Linked DNA regions of Mus musculus: region 1 is linked to region 2. Evidence: chromatin loops called from intact Hi-C (ENCODE). Cell type or tissue: left cerebral cortex. All regions are shown on one strand. Links, peaks and the distances in the headings refer to the core of each region. The heading gives the core; the rest is flanking DNA.

Evidence for each region. A loop is a pair of places that touch in the nucleus more often than their neighbours do. Peaks named below come from ENCODE experiments on the same cell type or tissue, not always from the same donor. Only the 100,000 strongest peaks of a DNase experiment are listed, where the experiment ranks them.
Region 1: it touches region 2 in a loop (5-fold over the local background); 2 of 42 quality-filtered maps call a loop at or near these places.

Annotation. Positions count from the first base shown.
Region 1 is chr13:52,085,224-52,096,352 of GRCm38, reverse strand. No RefSeq gene overlaps it. Among named protein-coding and RNA genes, the nearest start is that of 4921525O09Rik, 6.0 kb to the left of the region's middle. In left cerebral cortex, for the core only: a CTCF peak has its summit at 5,777; a DNase peak (open chromatin) is centred at 5,785.
Region 2 is chr13:52,149,362-52,160,490 of GRCm38, reverse strand. No RefSeq gene overlaps it. Among named protein-coding and RNA genes, the nearest start is that of 4921525O09Rik, 58 kb to the right of the region's middle. In left cerebral cortex, for the core only: a CTCF peak has its summit at 5,507; DNase peaks (open chromatin) are centred at 4,705, 5,007, 5,461, 6,170 and 1 more place; H3K27ac peaks cover 476 bases.

The sequences.
Region 1 (11,129 bases), core at 1,398-9,397, 64 kb after region 2:
ACCTACCTCGGGGCTTCCTGCCCCTGTTATGAGCTGTATGGGCACATGTCTGCTTGTGGGCACAGAGTTTCTGGTGCCCCCACCCCAAATCCTTTTATGACCATCTTCACAGGGGAAGATACACATGATAGGCAAGACCTTCAGGGTCCCCCACCTGCCTCCTCCAACCTAGGGGCTGGCTCCACTCTGCATCCTGGCCTCTGCCTCTCTCCTAGAAGCCTCTCTGGCCATCAGCTCTCAGCTTCACTCTTCCTGGGCTGTTTCCTGCCTATCAACTGCATGGCATTGACTGCCATGCCCAGACCCCTAAGCTTCATGAGATCGGGGGGTATCCCCTCTGCCCTCACGGAACCCCCTCACTCCAATGGATGCTGGGAGACATGTTGGGTGAAAAGGTGGCTGGTGCTAGAGGGGGACCCTGTCACCCCTCAGCTGTCTCTGGACACAGCTCAGTCTGGATTTTCTCAGGAACTCCTCCTGTGCTCAAGTCTGTAGTCAAGGAAACAATGACAAAGCAGAGGGGTCTGAATGCAGATGCATGTGTGTACATAGGATGATGCTCACATGTGTGAGTGTGGCCTGTGATGTGGATGAGGAGTGCTGGGTGTGTGTGGAAATGGTCTGTGCTGCGTGTGTTTTGCACATTTCATCTGTAGTATGTGAAAGTGCGTAGTATGTGAAAACTGAAGTATTTATGATGCTGTGTGTTGTTTGAGCTGTCTTGGGCTGCTAACTGTATGTCATACATGTGGCATATGTGGGGATGTATTGATGAGTAAAACATGTGGGTGTTATAGTATGCAGATGGGGTATCTTTGTGGCGTGTAATTTGTGTGGTAAGGATGCACATACATGTGCCTCTGATCTTTGGTATATGTGGCTGCAACTCTGTGGACACACTTAAGTACATACAACACACACACACACACACACACACACACACACACACACACACACACACAGGTTTTTGCCCTGGACTTAGTCAAGAAGAGTTAAAGAATGGAATTCCAGGTGGTGGTAGCTGCTGTCTTCCTGGAAGCCTCTGTAGAAAAGGTCTAGTGGGCTCCAGGAGAGCAGACAGGACAAGCTTCAAGGAAATGAACAGTTCTGTCCTCATTTCCAACTACGATTGAGACTGTGCACCTATTATGAAACTCTCAAGACATAGCCTGAAACTTGGAGCCCGAGAGGCCAGACGGGCCAGCGAGCTGCATGCTGCTTTGCACAGGTTCAAGCCCACACTGTCGGGGTGGGAAGAGGTTAAAACCTGCAGACCTGATGGCTCCTCTCAGGCATGCTCACACACCGCTCACACACTGCTCTCTTGGCCTGTTCACACACTGCTGCTGCCTGGTGGAATGTTCCAGACAGCTGCTCCCAGAGGTTAGAAAATGACACCGCTAGCAAATGTGCTGGCCATGTTCCCAAGTGGCTAGTACAACAGACTGATACTTAGATCTAGCCACGGCTGCATGATAGTTCATCCTCTTATCACTCAGAAGTATCTTGTGCTTTGTACCATCAAAGATGCACTTTGATGACTGCATAGACAGAGGCCAGCAACAGGTGCCGGACACACCGTGGCTGGTTGCTTCAACATCATATGCTCTGAAAAGTATGGCATTTCAAGGCCACCAAAGACAGGGCCACTTAGGCCCGCAAATAAGAAGACAAAACTGGACATTGCCCTAGATACAGAAAGCCCAAGCCCATGGAAAATATGTGTTTGTCATTATAAAAAAATAATAAAACAACATCTAAAATGTAGAGAGATATTGTATTTCCACTAAAAACCCCTTGCATCCAATTGAATATAAGTTTTCCCAGAATTTTCCATTCTCCTTCCTTCTTTCCTTCCTTCCTCCTTTCTTCCTTCCTTTTCCTTCTTTCCTTACTTCTTTCCTTCCTTCTTTCTTCTTCCTTTTTTCTGTAGTTCCAGGGATTAAATCAGGTCTCGATGCTAGGCCAGTGCTCAAACACTGAGCTACATCTTTAGCCATCTTTTTAATTAAAAACAAAGTAATTTGTGTGTGTGAGACTGCACTTTCAAGTGTTTGATCTACATGTGTATATTTGTATGTTTACATGTGCACTTTCATGTGTGTGTGTGTCTGTGTGTGTGTGTGCTTATGTGTGTACACAGCACAAATGTACCTTTTCAATAGCCTCAGTTGAAATAAGATCTCTCTGTTGGTCTTCTCCTGGGTACACTGGGCTCTGTCATAAGAGTTTCTGGGGCATCTCCTGTCTCTACATCCTCTGTCACCATAGCAGGATACTGGGACTACAGACTCTCACACTACCTGTCTGCTTTTGCACGGGTTCCAGAGATTTGAACTGCAGTCCTCACACTTGTATGACAGCCTCACACTTGTATGACAACCTCATACTTGTATGAAAGCACTTTTTCTCACTGATGTGTAGCCTCAGCTGTAGGCATAAATTTTTCTCAACCTGCTTTAATAAGGGGTCCACCTCCCCTCTAGCCCACCACCCACCATAGGTAGTAGAAAAGAAAGGTTATTAGGATACGGGGGAAGTGGATCTGTTGAGAAATAGTTCTTTGGGGTGATTCCAATCTTTGTTATTCTCAGTCCAGTCCCCTAGCAAACATCAAACAGGAACTACACGAATTAGCAACTGCTGTTCAATCCAGAAGAAACCACAAGGCTCACCACCCAGCCTGGATCCTCAGAAGCAGCAAGAAACCGCAGGAGCCTCAGGAGAGGTTCTTTGGCCAGTTTCTCTCTATGATCTCACCACAATCGAAGCTCAGCGACACAGTGTAAGGCGCACCAATACATGCATGCTGTCGGTGAAGAACAGTGAGGCGGAGCAAAGCAAACCAAAGCACCCACTATCTGTGAGGTCACATTGATATTCTTTCTAAACATTGCATGTCCTTTCATGTGTCTGCTTTAGCAATATATCCTTTTACCTGTGTGTCCCGGCAAAACATCATTTGACATAACAGACTCTCCAAAGAAGCCGCAAGTTTCCACTTCACCCGGCATTGGTTTTTACTTCGGTGATTTGATACAGTTGCCAAGGCTGGTCATGAATTTGGGATTCTTCTGCCTCGGCCTCCAGAGGTTACAAGCCTACGCTGGTTTTTATTCTAAGGAAAAGGAATAAGAGAAAAGAAACTCCAACAGTCTCCCTGAGAAGCCACGAGCTGCTGTCTCCACCATGTCCACTCTCCTGCCTGCCCCATAGTCCTGATGATTCCTGGGCTATGTGCAAATAGGAATGAGTTTTTAAGAAAAAAAAATTTTTTGAATGGTTGTTTATCAAGCAAACCTGAACTCAGCTATGATGTCAGAGGAAGAATTCAGACATGTCATTGTCACACCACATGGCCCCTCACACTGCACTGCCTTATGAAATGTCATCCTCACGCAGCACACATGAGTGTTGACCAGAGTCACAGGCCCGCTGCGGAGGCCACACTGCCCCATGGTTTCTCCTTGGCTCTGAATTTCTGAAGTTCTAGCCCCAGGATCATCACAGTTATCCTGAAAAGTAGGGCAACCCTCAGCTGGGAAGACTGTTTCTGGGGCATTGTCCCCAGGGTGTCTGTGAATGTGGCTGCCATGTGCAGATAGCTGCGGCTGCCAGCAGGGACAGTGGCAGTGGACACAGCCTGGGTGTCAAAGGCAGCGACGTGTTCTATTCATGCTGCCTGCTGTCCCCATTCACAATGGTGTTTTATGAATGAATACTGGAATCACGGAGCTTAGAATGCAAGATTTGGTGCCCTGTGGTCCCCAGACTCTGTCCCCACTCTGAGAATGAGGCTATGTTTGTCACCCATAACTACAGCTGAATATCACACAGGCTAGAGCTTAAGTAGCAAACATTTGCTTTCTCTCTGTTCTGGAGACTGTAATCCAGGGACAAGGGACTGGCATGGCTATGGCCAGGTGAGGACCCACTTTCTGAGGGGCAGATGGTGGATTCTGGTTGTTCCTTTGTGTGATGGGCTGGGAGACAGAGGAAGACAGACACCAAGGAAGCGCCCTCTGGTAACTTCTTTGTTACAAAGGCTTTTTGGGTGGCTGGTGAGATGGTTCAGTGGGAAAAGGTGCTTGCCACACAGACCTGGTGACCTAAATTTGATCCTGGAATCTATGTGAATGTGGAAAAAAGTACTGAGGTCTCAAAGTTGTCCTGAGGCCTTCACAACTGAGCTGTGACATCCCGTCATCCCTAATCACTCACACATACACACACACACACACACACACACACACACACACACACACAGAGAGAGAGTGAGAGAGAGAGAGAGAGAGAGAGAGAGAGAGAGAGTAACAATAGATAAATTTCATTAACATCCTATTAATTTCTATAGCAGTCGGTTTCGTTGTGACATCTCATAATGTGATTTGATCACATTCAACTCCCCCACTACATGGGGTCTCCACCCCCCTACTTATACTAATGAGAACATGCATTTATTTTCAAGCAGAAAAGTATAAATTCTCATTATAAAAGAAGAAGCCAAGAGGGAGAGGAAGGAGATGATAGATTGTCTGGCACACCTTGTCTGCGACAAAGTTGCTTATCAGAAAGGGGAACAGGCAGACAGAAGTAATATGGAGAACCCAAAAGGAGGGCAGGGCTCTTAAAAATCTCTTTAAAGGGCTAGTGAGACCGCTCGGCAGGCCAAGGCCTTTCCTACTGAGCCTGATGACCTGAGTTTCATCCTCAGAACACAAAAGGAAGGAGGAGAAAACAGAGAATGTGTGCTGTGTATATGTGCACACACTAATAATAATAAGTAAATAAACCTTTAAAGGGACAGAAAACATAGCTCTGGAGGCCAAACACAGTCTGGATGTGAGACGTTTAAGCCTTTCCTCCCTCTACCACCACACAACTGAATGTACAGGACTTGCTATGTGCCAGGGGTGTTCCGCCTGGCGTTCTACACAGGCACTGCTAGCTTGGCCCTGAAATCCTTCGTGACTCTGCTCCTCCCCATTCATTTATCCCTAAGGCTGTGCTGCCACCACCCCTGGGTCAAGCCTTGATGTGGAGTGGGAAAAGGCAACATGATACAGGCCCTTGGGATCCGGCTGTGTAGAGTGCCTTGCTGGGTGTCGGGCTTCAGGAAAGGGATCGCTGAAGCAGCTATATGAGAAGTGACACCTTAGGAAGAGATAGGACAAGACATCAATGGCACCCTAGGAAGGCATGCAGCAGGCATCCTATACTCGAGGGGATGGTCTCATGGACATTACTGCTGACATCCACAAAGAAGCCAGAGGCAGGAGCAGTAGAAAGGCCAGCAGGGTTTTACAGGATGGTGTCATTCTGCAGGTGACAGGACAACATCAAGAGGCATAAACAATGGGGGAGCAGGTATGAAATAAGTTGGTGGGTGGGCTAGCTGGTGGTCCAGACAGAATGCAGTTCCATTACCAAACTAGGGGTCACAGCCTGTGCCCTAAGAGAACAAGTTGGACCCTTCCCCGAGAATCCAATTAAAGCATCCAAATGAACAGGAGAGAGCAGAGAGGGGGGAGATGTGTTCAGTGAGGCCACATTGAGAAGAAGAACAAAGATCCAGTCACCCTGCCTCATGTCCATCCCTGAGGTTCTGAAATGAGATACAATTTTAAATAAAGGACCAAGACTGTGTACATCTGAGCAGTTCTGGTTAAGACATGGTCCTGCCCATCGTTAACTGACCATTGTCTGCACTTCAGTCTCATCCTGTAAGGCAGTCTGATAAGACAGAACTGTATGGAACCGCCAAGATGAAAGCTACCCACTAGTTGGCACCCTTTCCCTCTCACAGAACGAGATTCTGAGGGAAATTCCCATCTCTTTGGGATCTATGATAATCAGACTGAAAGATACAAGTGTCTTTCTACAGAGCTTTCTATTTTTCCACACAGTTTACAGTAACTGATGAAGCTTGGATGGTGATGCTGAAGGAAGGAAGACATGGCAGACAGGACTAGAAAACGGTGTGGGATTAAAGCAACAGAACCAAGGAGGATCAGGAGACAGAGGATGCCGTGCGCAACAAGTCATGACTAATGTCAAGAAGGTTAATGGAATCATTGGAGCTCTGGGTTTTAATGACAGGTTCCCTGAGCCCACAACACAGCATGCCTGTCACAGAAGTGATCAGTTTTCACAGAAGAGACAGATCATCTCCTCATAAGACCAACATGGTTTCAAATGCTGAGGACGGGGTCGGGGTTATTATGGGATAAAGACATAGAGGCCTGAGGTAAGGGTGAGGAGAATCACTGTGGATCAGTGGTCAGCACACTCCAAGTCAAGGCTTATGGCTTTTTACTGGGTTCGGGCAGCATCTATGGCTTGGAGGGTGTAGTTTGGGGACACCCCAATGTTGAAAGGTTACCCATTAGACATTTGTACGAGTCTACAGACTTTGCCCGATGGTCAGAATCTTGAGAGCCCTGAGTCCCTGAAGAACAATTAGGTAACCCTAACTGCCACGTCCCGATTGGCTAGAGCAGTTACCTATGGCAAAGCTAACAGAAGGCTATCACATAACAGTGTGACCTCTAGAAGTCGATGTTAGGGACCCCTGAAGCCACATGTTTACTTCCCTGGGTTTCCAGGGTGATCTTAGAGCCAGGGCAGCAGGATGAGGCTGAACCTCACTGGGAAAATGCCGGTTCCACCCTCTATGACCGTACAATCACCCAGTGTGACCACAGACACAGTGTGACCACAGATGATCTTACGATGAAGTGACTGGAAAGAACAAGGTTGGGGGCAGAAAGAGGCTCCAAAGGCATCACGAGGTACACATGAAAGCCACCAATGCTAAGAGAGACTGGAAACCCTTCCAAGCCATGGGCTACACCCAGAGCAGAGAATGCTGGCAAGAGGCCCCGTGACCTCCAGATACCACACGGGCTGTGCACGATGCAAACCATCCACATAGGAGAAGCAGGCACTGTACAAATGGCCTGCAAAGGATCAGGACTCTCTGAGCCCGGGGCCATTATGCTCCTCGTCTTTGCCAGCCCTCTGGCTCACTTCCATTCTCAGGAGTGCATTTTTCTCTCTTAATAAACTCTATTTTTAATCACTCTCCATGGATCTCAGGTCTGACTGTTCCCGAACACAATCACCTGGAAATGGCAGCAGGTATCTTGTAAACACGATATCTTGATGTTTTAAATCCAAAAAAGAAAAAGAAGAAAAAACTCCAAACCCCAAACGGGAGAGGAGATGTTAGGTTAGGTTTTCACATTTGGGACATTACCTTATGAACTATGGCAAAATCTTTGCCTTCCTTGACAACCACTTCTGCATAGAGGAGCATGGCTAATGGCATAGCCCCAGGGATTCAGTCCTAGCACTATGGGAGCCAGGACACAGACAGACCCCACAACATTCAATCCTATCATTTTTCAGCAGGACATAGAAGTGCTTAGAGGCCATGTGACCTTGTTTAGCAGGTGACAGACTCGGAGAGGTTTAGTCCTGAGTTCATACCATTGGCAAGGGCATGCTAGTACCAAATTAAAAAAAAAAATGGAAAGAATTCTTTTCACGGATTGTATGAGATCTTCCCTGGATTAATCATTCTCAATTTTATTTCCTTATTTAGAAAAAAAAGTAGAATTTTTTTTTTCAAAAAAAAAATCCATGTATTTTCCAAACAGCCCTAGTTCAGGAACTTCCTTCACGAATTACTATTATTGTTATTTTTTTTATGCAAAGCCTGGAAAAACTCCACAGAGGAAAAGAGCAACCACACCCGGGGCTCCGTGGAAGGTCTGAGGTCATACTCTGAGAGATGCTGGAGAGGAGGGGGAGGGGAAGACGAGGGAGAATGGAGCGGGAGGGAACACTAATCTACCTCCTCCACCAGGAGTCCTAGATCAAGTGCAGAAGCTCAGAGATGCTGCTGAGGCGCAAGGGAGCCTGGCCTCTATCTGCAGTGTACAGTCTATAGACGGCTCAGCTGGAATTCTAAAATCCCAAGAGGCTGGCAGCGGAGATGGCTCAGTCATCACTGCTCCCAGATGCAGACCTGAGGACCTGGGTTTAATGCACAGGACTTGAGAAGGGGTGCATGCCTGACATCCCAGCGCTGCTGATGCAGAGACTGGAGGCTCCCGGGCTCATTCTGGCAGCCAGTCTAGCTAGATTGGTGACCTCCAAAGATAAGGTGGAGAGGGTCTGAGGAAGACACTTGACATCAATCTCTGACTTCCACGTATGCATACATGCATACGCTCACAAATGCTCACACGAAGCCCCAGGAGTCAAAGAATGCACAGTGGGCTGGGTGATGTCATAGGAAGCAAGTGTGCATCCTCCTGGTCCCTGGTTCCTGGCACACAGCTTTTGAAACCCTTGGAGTCTCCCAAGTGTCTTGCGTGTTAGTGGGGTGTTGGTAGCCTCAGAACTGGAGCTGGTCTCAGGAAAGCACAAGGAGGTACTAGAAGCCTCCATGTACTGCCTCCAGGGAGAGAAAAGACACTGAAGGCTGTGTTCATCGCCAGCGTCCACCTCACTCGTGTGCTGGAGCTTCCTTGGAATCACAGAGGGATATGGACCAAATACCTACCAGCCAGATAGCCACCCAAAAAAGCCACAAGAGCCTCTAACATTGTCCTGTTCATCTCTTTATCTATCATTTATATTATATATTATATAATTATATATAATATATTCAATAAACACACTAATATATTTATTAATATATTAATATTAAGAAAACATCAATAAATGTATTAAATACATTAATGTGTTTATTGTTGATACATTGGTATTAATATAGTAATATTAATTAATAGAGTAACAACATACTTATTAAATACATGATGTATTTATTATTGATATGTTGATATCAATTAATATTAATTAATACAGTATTAATATATTTATTATATACATTTATGCCTATTTGCCTGACTTCTCAGAGATGATGTAACAAGTATGTGGCCCCAGTATATCACGAGAGCTCAGGCTTGTCAGAAGCTGAAGTCAAAGGACATGAGGGTGTGGTGGGCACAGGAAGGGTCAGTGCTGGAGAGCGAGCCTCGGCCTTCTGGATGAGACTATCTCTACTAGATAATGTCAAAACAAGATCCAGTTAGAAGACACCCAGTTGGTGTCGTTGCTGCTGAACTGATGGTGTGGTGTGAGGGAGGGCCACTTAGCTGGTGTCTGTGAGTGAGTGGTGAGTGGCAATTCAGAATAGAGGAAAACAGTCCATAACTTGTCATCTGAGCACTGGAGAGGAAAGTGCAGGAGGGTCACGAGTTCAAAGCCAGCCTGGACTACACTGAGAGAAAGGAAGGAAATGAAGGCAGGAGAGGGGATGGGGGGAGGGGGAAAGGAGGGAGGAAGAAAAGAAGTAAAGGAAAGGAGGGAGGGGAAGAGGAGTGGAGGGGAGGGGAAGCAGAGAGGAGGGGGCAGGGGAGGGAAGGAGAGGAAGTGTGTGCTAGTGATGCATGATGGATGGCTGCGGCCCCTCAGAAAGAGTCCGACCCCAATGAAGGGATGTGGTCACAGTGATCACCCTTTCTTCAGTTGACTTGTGCCAAGCATGCAGGACGGATAACTAAGATCTGTGCCCTGCTCCTGGACTCAGACCCTTCTGTGGCCCTTACACTCTGTGTGCATGCATGTGATAGCCATGCCTCCGAGGGTCATACATCTTCCTACCCAACATCTTCCTGCCCTGACCGATCGATCGATCATATGTCCTCAAAGGCGGGGGGTTAAAGACGGCAGCTACAACTTCACTTGAGCAGTACAATATAAAACATCAGGGACATCTGGAGCAAGTGGCAGTGAGCCCTTCTTTCTGTCTTGTTTTGTTGTGGACACGAGGGCTTCTCATGCCATCCAGGCTGGCCTCAAACTTGCCATCCTCCTGCCTCCACCTCTCTGGTATTGGGAGGGCAAGTGTGAGACCTTGGCTGACCGTTTGATTGACAACCAGCCTCTCGAAGTTTCCCCGGATGGCGTGGTCTTTCTCACATGCAGCATCTTATTTGGGTGATTGTAACTGTTGGCACCATTTGCTTGACTCAGACACCAACTGCCTTCCTCACCCGCAGGTCCCGTAGACACAGACTTTCGAGTTGAACAACCCTAGAGGCAGAAAGTTGTGTCTAGTACGGTGGTCCACACTTCTAATCCGAGTACTCAGAAGGCTGAGGCAGGCAGATCTCTGGGAGTTTTAGTTAGCCTGGTTTATATAGCCCATTTCTCACCAGCCAGGGCTTCTCAGAGAGACTTTGTCTCAGGAAGAGAGAGAGGGAGGAGGAGAAAGACATGCATAGAGAAAGAGAGAGTCTATTGTACACACAATTTCCTTGATGTTGCTCCGCTAAATGATATAATGCAACCATCCACATAGTCTTTACTTTGTATTAAATCCTAGAAGCAGCTCAGGAGTGGTCTGAAGCACACAAAAGGATGTGCAATATATGAGGATTCTGGGATCCACATGGGTCCTGGGGAATCTTATACAAGTACTAAAGGCTGACTGCATCCTTCCACCTAATCCATTCTGGCTTTGCAGGCGAGGGTGGCAGAAAAAAAACTCAGAGTCTTTAGAGAAGCAACTGGGACCCTTCAGGAGAGGAGGCTGTCGGTCATTTCAGGTGAGGTGTGGTCAGTCTCCAAGGCACATTGATGCCAGCCAAGTGGTTCAAAGTCTGCAGAGGAGAAGGATGGGGGATGTGAAACAGGATGAAACAAGCCCAGGAAATAATACAGACAGGGGAGAAAAATGCAGGGCAGTGAAACAAGGGGAAACAAAAAACACTTTGAACAGTAAGAAAGTAGATGTCTCCACACAAGAGATGAGGAAACAGGCCGGGCAATCCATCTGCCTCTGCTGATCCACCCTGCACTGCAGTCATTTGGAAATGATGGATTAGGGGAGGGTGGCCCTGTCTTCCCTCTCAACAAAGTCCTCTGGCTCCCAGTGGGACTCTTTTTATCTCCGCAACACACACACACACACACACACACACACACACACACACTTCCGGGCAGAATGTAAAAGGATAGCCAGCCAGCTGAGCGAAGCCCTTACTCTAGATGTGATAAGCAAAGATAAAATGTACAAGCAGGAACTAATTAAAGTGTTCTAACAGGAAGAGATG
Region 2 (11,129 bases), core at 1,878-9,877:
TATAAAGGAACAAAGCAAGGGGAGGCAAAATTCTACAGCTCATTGTAAAACTAACTCCCAAGGATAACTTAGCTGTATGCCAGAAATATAACAATTGACCATGCACCAGTAGAACACCCTGTGGCAATAAATAAGGAAGCTTTTGATATCTCCACAGACTCTGAGAAGCAATGACAGTTGACCTAACTCTTTAGATCCGATCCCACCTGATGGAGAGAATCCCCCTCAGAGTCATTTTCTCAGGCGAATCTAAGTTGTCAAGTTGACAATTCCAATTGTCGTAAGACCCGTGTTAGCCTTGCCTTTATTACTGCTGATGATTGTTAGACACAAAACAAAGACACCCAGAGGAAAGAGGGCACAGGCCTTTCAATGAAGAAGGAGGGTCGGGCTGTGTAACCTGTGCCAAGTGGTCTTTTCAATCAGGAAACAGGTAGGTCTGCCAAGAGAGACAGTGTAGAGAGAGAAGCCTGCGCTTCCAACATTTCCAAATACAAAGTAGGGAGAAGATAATGATGTTCCTTCTGGCATAGCTATTTAGGAGCACTACAGTGAGTGACACACAAGCCATCATCGTAACTGCTATCAAAGAAGGCGGAGTGCACAAAGCTGTCAATCAACCAGGGTATATATCCAGAAACCTTAAGAAACTTAAAAAAAATCCATTGGATTTAGTAGAACACATGGTATTCAGTGAAAGAGGCAAACGGAAGAGAAGTGTAAGTGGGACGGTTCGTCCTCACTGCAGCTTGCCTTCGTTTGGAATCACTTAGGGTCTGATCACGTGATGTGACTGAGGAGGTTTGACCCTGAAGGAGGGTGGCATCATTGCACAAAGGCTGAAGTCCTAGACTGAGTGAACAGAAGAAACGAGCTAAGAGAGAGCGTTCACCTCTCTCTGCTTTCTGATTGCAGAGGCAATGTGATCGGCGGTCTCACACTCCTGCCGTGCCTTCCCCACCATGATGGACTGTACCCTTAACTGTGAGCCAATAAACCCTTCTTCTTTTAAGTTAGTCTTAAGATATCTCCATAGACTAACATAGTATTTCATCTCACTAATGCAAAAAGTCCCTAATAAACATATGTTTAATCAAAATATATGTTCAAAAGAATCCTAGTCATAGGTTTCAAATAAATCCTAGCTTCCAAATAAATAAAGTACCCACGAGTGACACAGAAATCCACACAGAGTGTTACAAAATATCTGAGCGTCCACTAACACTTGGGTGTAAGGCTCTTTGCTCTGATGATCATCTGCCCCTGTGGCACCCTTAGCTTCCTGTTCTGCTCTGTGCTGTCTGGTTCAGTGACCTGGGTTCTGGTTCATAAGAATTTTTGTGGGTTCTCCTAAAGTATTCCCAAGGTGAGAATGGGCCTGGCACAGAGGGATACCACTGCCTACAACCTACAACCTACAGCCCACTGCCCACTGCCCACTGCCCACTACCTACTACCTACAACCTACAACCTATTACCTACAGGTGCCTACAGTCCTAACTGGAGAGCAGCTCTGTCCATTTCACTAAGTCCAGGATCTAGGAGGTCAACATCCTCAAGCTATAGGAAAAGAGGTGATGCTGCAGACGAACCTCAGTCGGGTCCTCGATCTGCAGGAAAACTCAGGGTTCTGGTTACAGGCAAGCAAGGAGTTGGTGCTGATGACAAACAGACACAGACACAGAGAGAGTGCATATCTGAATGTAATTTTTCTAAGCAAGCAAAGTGTGTATGGGAGTAACTTGGCTATTGTCCTAAGTAATTACTATGTAGACTAGCCCTGAGATTTCTAGCTCTATTCAAGTAAATTGTGATGCCTGATTACTTTCACTGTCTCTACTAGAGGTAAATTTGAATGTTACTGAATAGGTAACCTTCTTACTGAATTCCAAGCTCAAGGTCAGCTCAAGGACTTCCTAGGACATTGGAACACTGGCGAAGGCTTAGCTGTATGTCAAAATCAATCCTTAAAGGCACTTATAATAAAACAATACTGAAAGAGAGCAGACAGATCCATACACCAAACTAACTCCAGGATAGGTTTGGAGCATATGTGCTATGGGAATGCCAAGGTTCCAGGAAGCTAAGTTTCCATGAAACTCTTTGCCTTGGGACTGCTTCCAGGCTTCTAGGCCTGTCACGCGAGTCACTACATGAGTGGATGTAGCAAGGTGAGGTTCTGCACAAGGTTTCATGGCCACAGACATGAGGCTGGAACAGGCATGCCTTAACTTGCTTTCTGCCTTGTGAGAGTTGTTTTGTCCAGACTGTAGGCCCATACGTAGTATATATAGGAGTACCAGCATGGGGCTGAGTTGTTCATCTGAGCTGTACACTGACTCTTGCTCCCTGTGTTTTACTCTAGGATTTTAGATGGTATCCTAGGTCATACTATGGGGTCCCCTGCCTAGCCTAGGTTTCCTGGTGCTGTTTTGAAATTAAATATTCTTTCAAAGAGAACTTGAAATCTTGTCTTTCTGTAGCAACACTTTGTGTTCCCTTCCTAAGGGGCAACCTGGGTTACAGGAAGACAGTGGAAAGTCCTAGAGGCTTCTGGAATATTCTGGAATACATCAAAAAATCTAGAGGGAGAAATGCCGTGAGCTGCTGGGGAAAAGGGTTCTTCCGAAACACTTCCTCCCACTGTATGATGGACATTCTTCATTGTCAGTTTGACTACATCTTCCTCCCACTGTATGATGGACATTCTTCATTGTCAGTTTGACTACATCTGGAAAAAACTACAATCCAGAAATGAAGGGAACACCTGGGAGGTGAATCTATATCTAGTCTAGACCTTTGAAGTAGAGAGATACTCACCTTTGATCTGGACCTTGAGGCAGGAAGACACACCTATAATCCATGCCACACCTGCTGGAAGCCTATATAAATTCATGGAAGAAGAAAGCTTTTGCTCTTTGCCTGCTTGCTCTTGTCTTGGTAGCAAGTCCATTCCTTCATTGGCATTAGAGCCTATTTCTCTGGAACTCTAGCATCTACTGAAGACCAACTGAGACATCCAGCCTTGGGAACGGATTAACTATTGGATTCTTGGGGTTCCCATTCATAGTCTGACATTGTTGGATTAGTTGGATCATAGTCTGTAAGTGATTCCAATAAATCACACACACACACACACACACACACACACACACACACACACACATACACATGTATACACATACATACACATGTGTGCATATGTGTGTCCCATATATAAATTCTGCTATTCTGGAAAACCCTAACTAATACATATAGTGGGTGGTACATGCTTTTAATCCAAGCACTCAGGAGGCAGAGGCAGATTGAGCTCTATAAGTTTGTGGCCCATCTGGTCCACAGTGAGTTCTAAATCATCTAAGGCTACATAGCAAGACTTTAAATAAATAAAAAAGATGAACAAACAGAACAACAATAAAATAAATCCTTCCAAGAACACAAGTCCTGTCTATATTTATTCAGTGCTGTATCTCCCATGCCTGGAGGAAAGAGCCCGGACCCCAAATTCCATCCAGGCGTCTTTCCCGAGACCAAATACTACCTTTGCTTTAGGGGTTGAAGCTTCCCGCAAAGATAGAGTCCAGGCTTCTCAGGATCCCCACTGTGGACCCATAACTAGTGCCCCAGAGGCTGCGCCCCAACCCCACCCTAGCAGACATGTGCAGAGATGGACACTCCTATTCATCTGAGGCTTAGTCTAGATCTGTAATTTCAATTTCCTAAAGAAGGAAAGAGGCCACGAGACCCTTAGCCTATCCTCTTGTGATAGCTAAGGTCTACACCCATCCAATTAGCAGCCCAGGCGTGAACTCTTCTGTGTGAGAGAGCCCTGTCAGCCAAGGGAGCTGGAGCCCAAGAGGCTCTTTCTCCCTACCTGTTGAACTCTGAGACCCCTGCAGCTGCAGGTTCTGAGACATAAGACTCTCTAGCTCCACACCACAAACCTAGGGATTGGGGCTCCCCACTGGATGGAGACCCATCTCCCAAGCCCCCTGCATTCTTGTATACATCTCTGCAAGTGTGTGCCTGACACTGAAGGAGGCTGAGTAGTTCTGGCTGGACCTTGTAAGTTGTTTTACTTCCAGTGCCGGGGATTGAACTCAGGACCTCACGCATGCTAGGCAGGTTCTCTAAGGTCATCCTCAGCCCCCAAGAGCCACCGATGTAAAGGACAGAGGGATCCTAGGTAGAGCACACCTTCCCAGGTCGTCACTTCCCTCTGGCCTCTCCAGGCTTCTTAGAGAAAGACAATATAGCTGGATGTTACCTAACCCTAATTCTGTTGCTATGACATCTGGACTTCCAGACCTGACTCTAATCCTCATTAATTGGATCCCCAGCTTCCAAATGTTTCCTCTTGTTTCTCTAAGTCTCTCTGCAAGAGGAACGAACACCGCAAGTCAGTAGGCCTTCAGTTATATATAGGTCAGGAGGTTGTGGGTCAGTTCTGCAAACCGTTTATTGATTTACATTCTTACGTCTTCCTGGTCTCCTCTGAACACGTGTCACTTTCACTTTGAGAAAGAAAACTGTACATGCCTGCGCCACTCAAGTTAAACTTTGTCAGGAAGCTCCAAGAGCACTCTGTGAGTGTGGGTCTCAAAGTACCCAAGCTGGTAGAAGAACTCGGGCTTTGAGCCAACCAAAATCGTCCACTTGGCTATTTCAAGTCTTTTCCCCTTCTTCAGTACAGTGATGAGTGGCACCCGGATAAAGTTTTTGTTTACCAAAAGTTCCTCCCAGAATAGAAACTGCCCACAATATTTTTCTTGTGGAGGACATTTAGCGGGCCATGGTGTTCAGAGCTGATGCTTTCTGCTGTACAAAGCAGAGCTGGGTGTCACCTCTGGACTCTGCCAGAGGAGGCAAGGACCTTGTTCCTAACCAACCTTGGGACTCTCAGATCTCTGGAATGTTTCAGTACTGCCTGGTCTAAGTGAGTGTTTTGTTTGGTTGATTTTGTAACTTAAAGCTTGGGCAAGCTGTTCAGCTTCTTTTCTCCCTGCTAGCAGAAGCCAGCAAAAAGAAAATTATGACAGGGTCCCATGGGTGAGGATAGAATTTCCAACAAGCTAGTCTTTTAGGAGGGTGACCCATCTAGAGATGACAAATGGTCAGTCCCAAAGGCAGCAGCTGGCCTCACTGTAAATCCAGGTTCAGGGTCCTTTAAAGCATACACCTGTTGCAAGGGAGTCCCTGTCACAAGCCTGCAGCTGTGGGTGCCGTTTGCAGCCCGCTTATGTCAACACGCACCATGGGGCTGGTCAACGGGTGGCGTGAGGATCTGATGATGGATGCATTTTATGACAGCGCCTGTTGCCCGGCAGAAAAACACCCCGTATGATTTAATAGGACCACAGCAAATCCTAACAGCAAAACATTCATCTGGCGAAGGCTGCAGACTCTTACACAGCTCTTGCCAGGTTTCTATGGTGATGATGTTCATTGTAAGCACAGAACAAGCACCGATTCACAGTGTCCAGCAGAGGCTACAGTCTCCTCCACCCTCCTGCTTGCTTGCTGCAGGCAGCCGTGGCTTCCATGCTAAACGTGCACCCTGGAGTAAAATCAAGTCCCCTTGCACTCTCCGTCCCCCCAGAGAGGAGTGGAGCGTGCAGACACAAAGCAAACAGAGATGCTAGCAGGGTGTTGGGATGCACCAAATAAATGGTAACACCAATCTGTTCAGCTGATCACTGTTTTTATTCTTGCCCTCTTTATTAACATGGCTGAGGAAGCATACCACAGCTCATGGGTGGAGATCACAGGACAACCTCTGCTGGTCCTATTAAACCATACAGGGACTTTTTGCCTGAGACACTCTTACTGTCCCCTACTGCACACTCCAAGGCTAGCTGACCCTCACGCTTCTGTGGCTCCTTGTCTTAGCCTCCCATCTCACTGTAAGAATGCTGGGCTTACAGATGTGTCTGCTACTGCATCTGGCCCCTCTGATGCACCTTCAAGTTTAAAAACGTTAGCATTTTTGTGGACGGGGGTGGGGGTGGCTAGGTAAATTTCCAGATGAAGAGTTGTATTGAGGAATTTGTTCTCTGAGGGAATTTCAGAGCCATCTCTATGTACATTGTGATCCAATCTGGGACAATCTTGCAAACAGGGACAGCAAATCCCTGCCAAGATCTGGTGTGTGATCATTCAGGTCTCATCTGCTGCTTGCAAAATCCTGGGAAACTGGCCTGTTTGTCTGGAAGAACCAAGTGCTGTGCCAGCAGCAGACCCTGGCTCACAGCTCTGTTCAATACTGTTTGACATCCCTGCAACGTGATGGGTTCTCAGCTCTGCCACCAGGACTTCCAGTATGCGAGAGCCACTATGGATTCTTCTCTGTCACAGATGTGTCTTGTATAGCTGACAGGTCATCCCCAGCCTCTGAAACATCCCTGTTCTCATCACCATCATGATCTTATTAATAATAATACTAAAAGACCCTCCCCCACATACACACTTTTAAAAAAATGAAGTTCCTCTCTCTCCCTTATGCATCTTTAGCTCATCTAGGAAAAATGAATTTTAAACTGTTTGTAAGTCTATGTGGTTTACTTTGGCAGAGCTGTGGCTCAGAGCAGAACTGGGCAAGTCCCCCTGGGAAGACAATCAGCCAGGCTGCTGAGGGAAACAGGGATCTGCACCAGGCAGGAACATTTCTAGGCAAAGGGACTCTTGGACAGGACAATGTTTGATCTCAGAAGGTCAGCCCTCATACGCACAGGCAGAGGGCAGGCTGACGTCGCTCCCAGGTTTGAGCAAGGCCCTTCCAGGAAGCTGATTTGTTATTTTGGGCAGGGACAACGGAGGTTGATGTGTGTTGGGGGTAAGGTTTCCTACTGTGGGGTTCTGACAGTTCCTGATATTTTCATAAACAAGTCTTCAAATGTTGACCAACAGCAGCATGAAGAGTGGATTTCAACGCCATCGTGTCTGGAGGGATACGGAGTTGGGCAGAAGGCCGTCGCCACGCTGTGGCAATCTCTGCCCTTCTCTTGCATGTAGAATAAAGTGGAAAGACGGAGGGCAGGTCCTGGCTAACGTGTCCCTCCTCAGCTGCTCTCATGTGGCCCACAACCACAAACCAAGGAAGAAATCGCTTGTCAGTGTAAAAAAGAAACTTAAGAGTCATCCTTCATCCCTCGTTCCTTTTACAAAACTCTTTATGTAAAGTGACCAGAGACAATAAATAGGTACAATTCCCAGAACAAGAGAGCCAGGGGACCAGGCAGGGAGGGGACGGTCCACAGTCTCCAAAAGCCAGTTACGTCCTCTTACTTTCCAAAAGCCAAACCAGGCAGAACAAATATCAACTGAAATTGTGAAATAGGAGGAACATAATCACCCCCAGATCTGTAGACACAGTAAACCAGGCTCCCACCAAAGAATGTTTTAAAAACAAGCTTGGAAGGACTGGGACTTACTAAAACAGCTAGGAGATAGTTTGCTTCATCCCTCAAAACAAAACAAAATACCAACAATCACAACAACAACAACAACAACAACAACAATGACAACAACATAACCCTGCAAACCTCAGAAGAGCCCCCAAGATGTTGGCAGTGCAAACATGGCTCCTTATAATGGAGCCAGCAGGGTGAGGGAGTGTTTTCCTTCTCAAAGATTACACAGGAATTAAAGAGTTCCACTTTTGTGTTCTGGGCTTAGGGGCTGGAATTCTGTCACTGTCCTCTGACCCCAATGTGCCAGCCAAAGTTCCTCCCGTGGAGACTTGACACCAGGCTATGACCTTTCTGTGACTGCCCACGGTGACACCTAGATCCTTCTCCATCATCCTTGCTGTCCAGTCAGAAAGACAAGTGGGAGGTCCCCTCAGTCCCCAAATACAGCTGCCCCCAGCCAGGCCAAAGCAAAAGCTTGCCTCTGGGAACTACTCTCACCTACAGGAAGGAAGATGTGGTCTGCTTGACCTCAGGCCCCCAAGTTTGCTGCATAACTGAGTATTGAGTGCATGTGTGAGTGTGTGTGTGTGTGTGTGTGTGTGTGTGTGTGTGTGTGTTTCTGCATCCTGGCTGACCCTGTCCATTTTCTCAAAGATAACAGTGCTGACTCGGCACTATCATTATTGGAAGGGCAAGGAATCCATACAGCCTGTGAAGCACAGGGGAACACCGCCAGTGCTTTCTGTCTGGGTGCCTCTCTCTGGAAATCGCCAAGCTTGCAGGGGCTGCTCCTGCATACCTCCCAAGAAGTCAGACCACTTGCACGAAAGGCAGCCTCAAACACTCCATCAGATTTTATAACCCAGACCCTTCAGAACCCCGCCTGCTGAGTCCAGTGTGGTGACTAAGATCACCCTCCCAAGGGGCAGGACTCTGCTGATCCTGGGCTAGCTTGGCCTCACTTTTCTTTGAGACTTGGAGCTCTGGGATCAGTCTTAGCACCCGTCCCACATCCAAGGGCACAGCTCAGCACAGTCTGTTGAGGCGGAGGAGCTTCTGGACAAACCGGTTTTCTCTGCAGCAAAAACTTCAGCCAAGCAGATCAAAGAGAGATAACACGTGTTTATGCTGCCTGTGTGCACACACTATACGTGCGCACATGTACACGCAGATGGACGGATGGATGAGTGCCTGCTACAGTTTTACTGTTAAAGATGTTTCCGGTACAGGAAGCTCCAGAGCAATTAGGCAAGCACATTCGTTACCGAGGCACCCAGGACAAAACCTTCCCACATAAGCCCTTTTCTGAGACCAAGCCTCCCTTCGCAGGGAATCATGGAACTAGGTTTACTAGTGATCTACTTTGCTCTGATCTGTACTTCCCACGTGTGCATTCCTACCCAGTAGCTGTGGTTATGTGTACTTCTCATTTGCCTATGATGGTTTCTAAACCACCACGATCCCACGACAAGTGCATAGATAGGTGTATACTGACAGATATATGTATGTATGCACCCCTGTCATGACATATGTTGACCAACAACAACAATCCCTCTCGATCACACCTGCACATCCACACACATGAAGTCATATACCTGCACAGCCCAGACACACTAACAGCCACAAGCCTCCCCATTTGGATATGCACATACAACCCACAACACTCTTGTATATACTTATCCAATCACATACCCAATATAGTCATACAATATCACTTAATAATATACACTGGTTAGGGCATACTTCTAAACAGCCACACACCTATGTGCCCACCCTCATCAGCATGTCTCCATATATGACTACATACACTTCTATATACATGAATTACTTCTATATACACCTATATATATTATTATGAATACACTTCTATATACACCTATTCACCCAAGTACTTATATAAGTATGCCCCCCTTATTGAGTGACACAGACTTTCCAGCACTCATTCACATATCTGTGCTCACACATGTGCTACACACACACACACACACACACACACACACACACACTCCTACTACCAGCTTGACCCTTCTGCAACCCTCGTTTTGCCCAACCCCGGCCAAATGCACCCTCCTCAGCACACAGTTCCGAACAAGAAACCATCAGCTCCAATGACACAGTGGCCTCCAGAATGGGTCATAATCCAAGAGATGTCCTGATTGCTTCCAGGGATTAAGAAAGAGACTACATATCAGAGGCAGATTCCTTTGACCTCCTTGGTCTCCAGCAGACAAGAGGAGTCTTATGAGTGACTTATGTGAGCCTTCCTTGGAGGACAAAGAACAGCACAGCAGTCTATACCCAATGACCTGGTCTATCAAGTCAACCAAAGTGACATATGCTTTCTTTCCAAAGGGCACTACTTTCTTGGATGCTCTTCCCATGGGGGGAGGGGGAGGAAATCACATCTCACTAAAGCAGTGAACAGATTCTACGAAACAGTCATGATGCCTTGCTTTGCTCCCTTCCCAGAGACGTTTTGCTTCACAACATTCCACAACCCATGTGGCTAGTTAACCTTGTGGTGGCGTGACCATTCTTTCTTCCCTCCATTTGGGTCAGTGGCCTCACACTGTCAGCTTGAAATCAGCAATCAATCATGGGCACGTGCAGTGATGGAAGCCAACAACTGTGGCCATTGGCTCTTCAGCGAGCTGCCAAGCTCTGTTGTCACAGCCTGAGAACATGCAACTGAGCAGATCACACGTTCAGGTCTCTTAGGCAGAGCCTGTAAAGTATAAGCCTTAATCGGTCGCTGTCAGGGTTTGAGCAAGAATGGCTTCCCATCTGCACATAGGTTTAAATATTTGGTCCCCAACTGGTGGAAATGTTTGAGAAGGATTAGGAGGTGTGGCCTTGTTGGAGTGGCAGGCTTGGAGGTTTCAAAAGACTTGTGGCAATCTGAGTTAGTTTCTCTCTGCCTCCTGATTAGAGATTAAGATGTGAGCTCTCAGCTGCTGCTCTAGGCACCTACCACCATCCATTCACTGTGCCATCATGGACTATCTAATCGTCTGGAACCATAAACCCCAAAATGAATTTTATGAATTGCTTATGCACTCAAATCTGTTATGGACGGGGCTTGACCTATCCCTAACCTTCAGACTGTGAATTAGGGACCCATTGGGCAAAAGGACTTCTGTTGGTCCTAGCCCTTCTCCTCACATATTCCCTTAATCCTCTCTGCACTCTTTATACAATCTGACAAGGTAACTATGCACTGTCTGAGGACTCACACTCAAGGTGACTGATGTCCCCTCCCCTTTCCTCCATGGCCCCTTAACACTTGCTACCTTTACAATATTCTCACCAAGGAAATCTGTGTCTCTGTCCAAGAGGAGCCCAGCATAAGATGCAGAAAGAATGGGGCAACCTGGGCTTGGAATTATTACAGTATTGTCATATCACAAAGAATGCCCCAGAAGATGCTCTTCCTTGATGCTGGATTATTATGTAGCTCACGTACCTCAAACTCTGATGAGTGTAGTCCTGACCCTCCAGCCTCTACCTTCCAGGGCTAGGATTTCAAGCATGTCCCATCATGCCTAGTATATGTGGTGCTAGGGAGCAAACCCAGGGTTTCGTGCATGCTGAGCGAGCACCCTACCATTCAAGCCACACTCTCAGCCCTAATGGTATTCTTCTAGGTCAAGGTGAGAGGCAGTTGTGCAGACTCCTGAGGGAGACTCTCGGGCAAGCCACCATAGTCAGAGACTGGTAGAA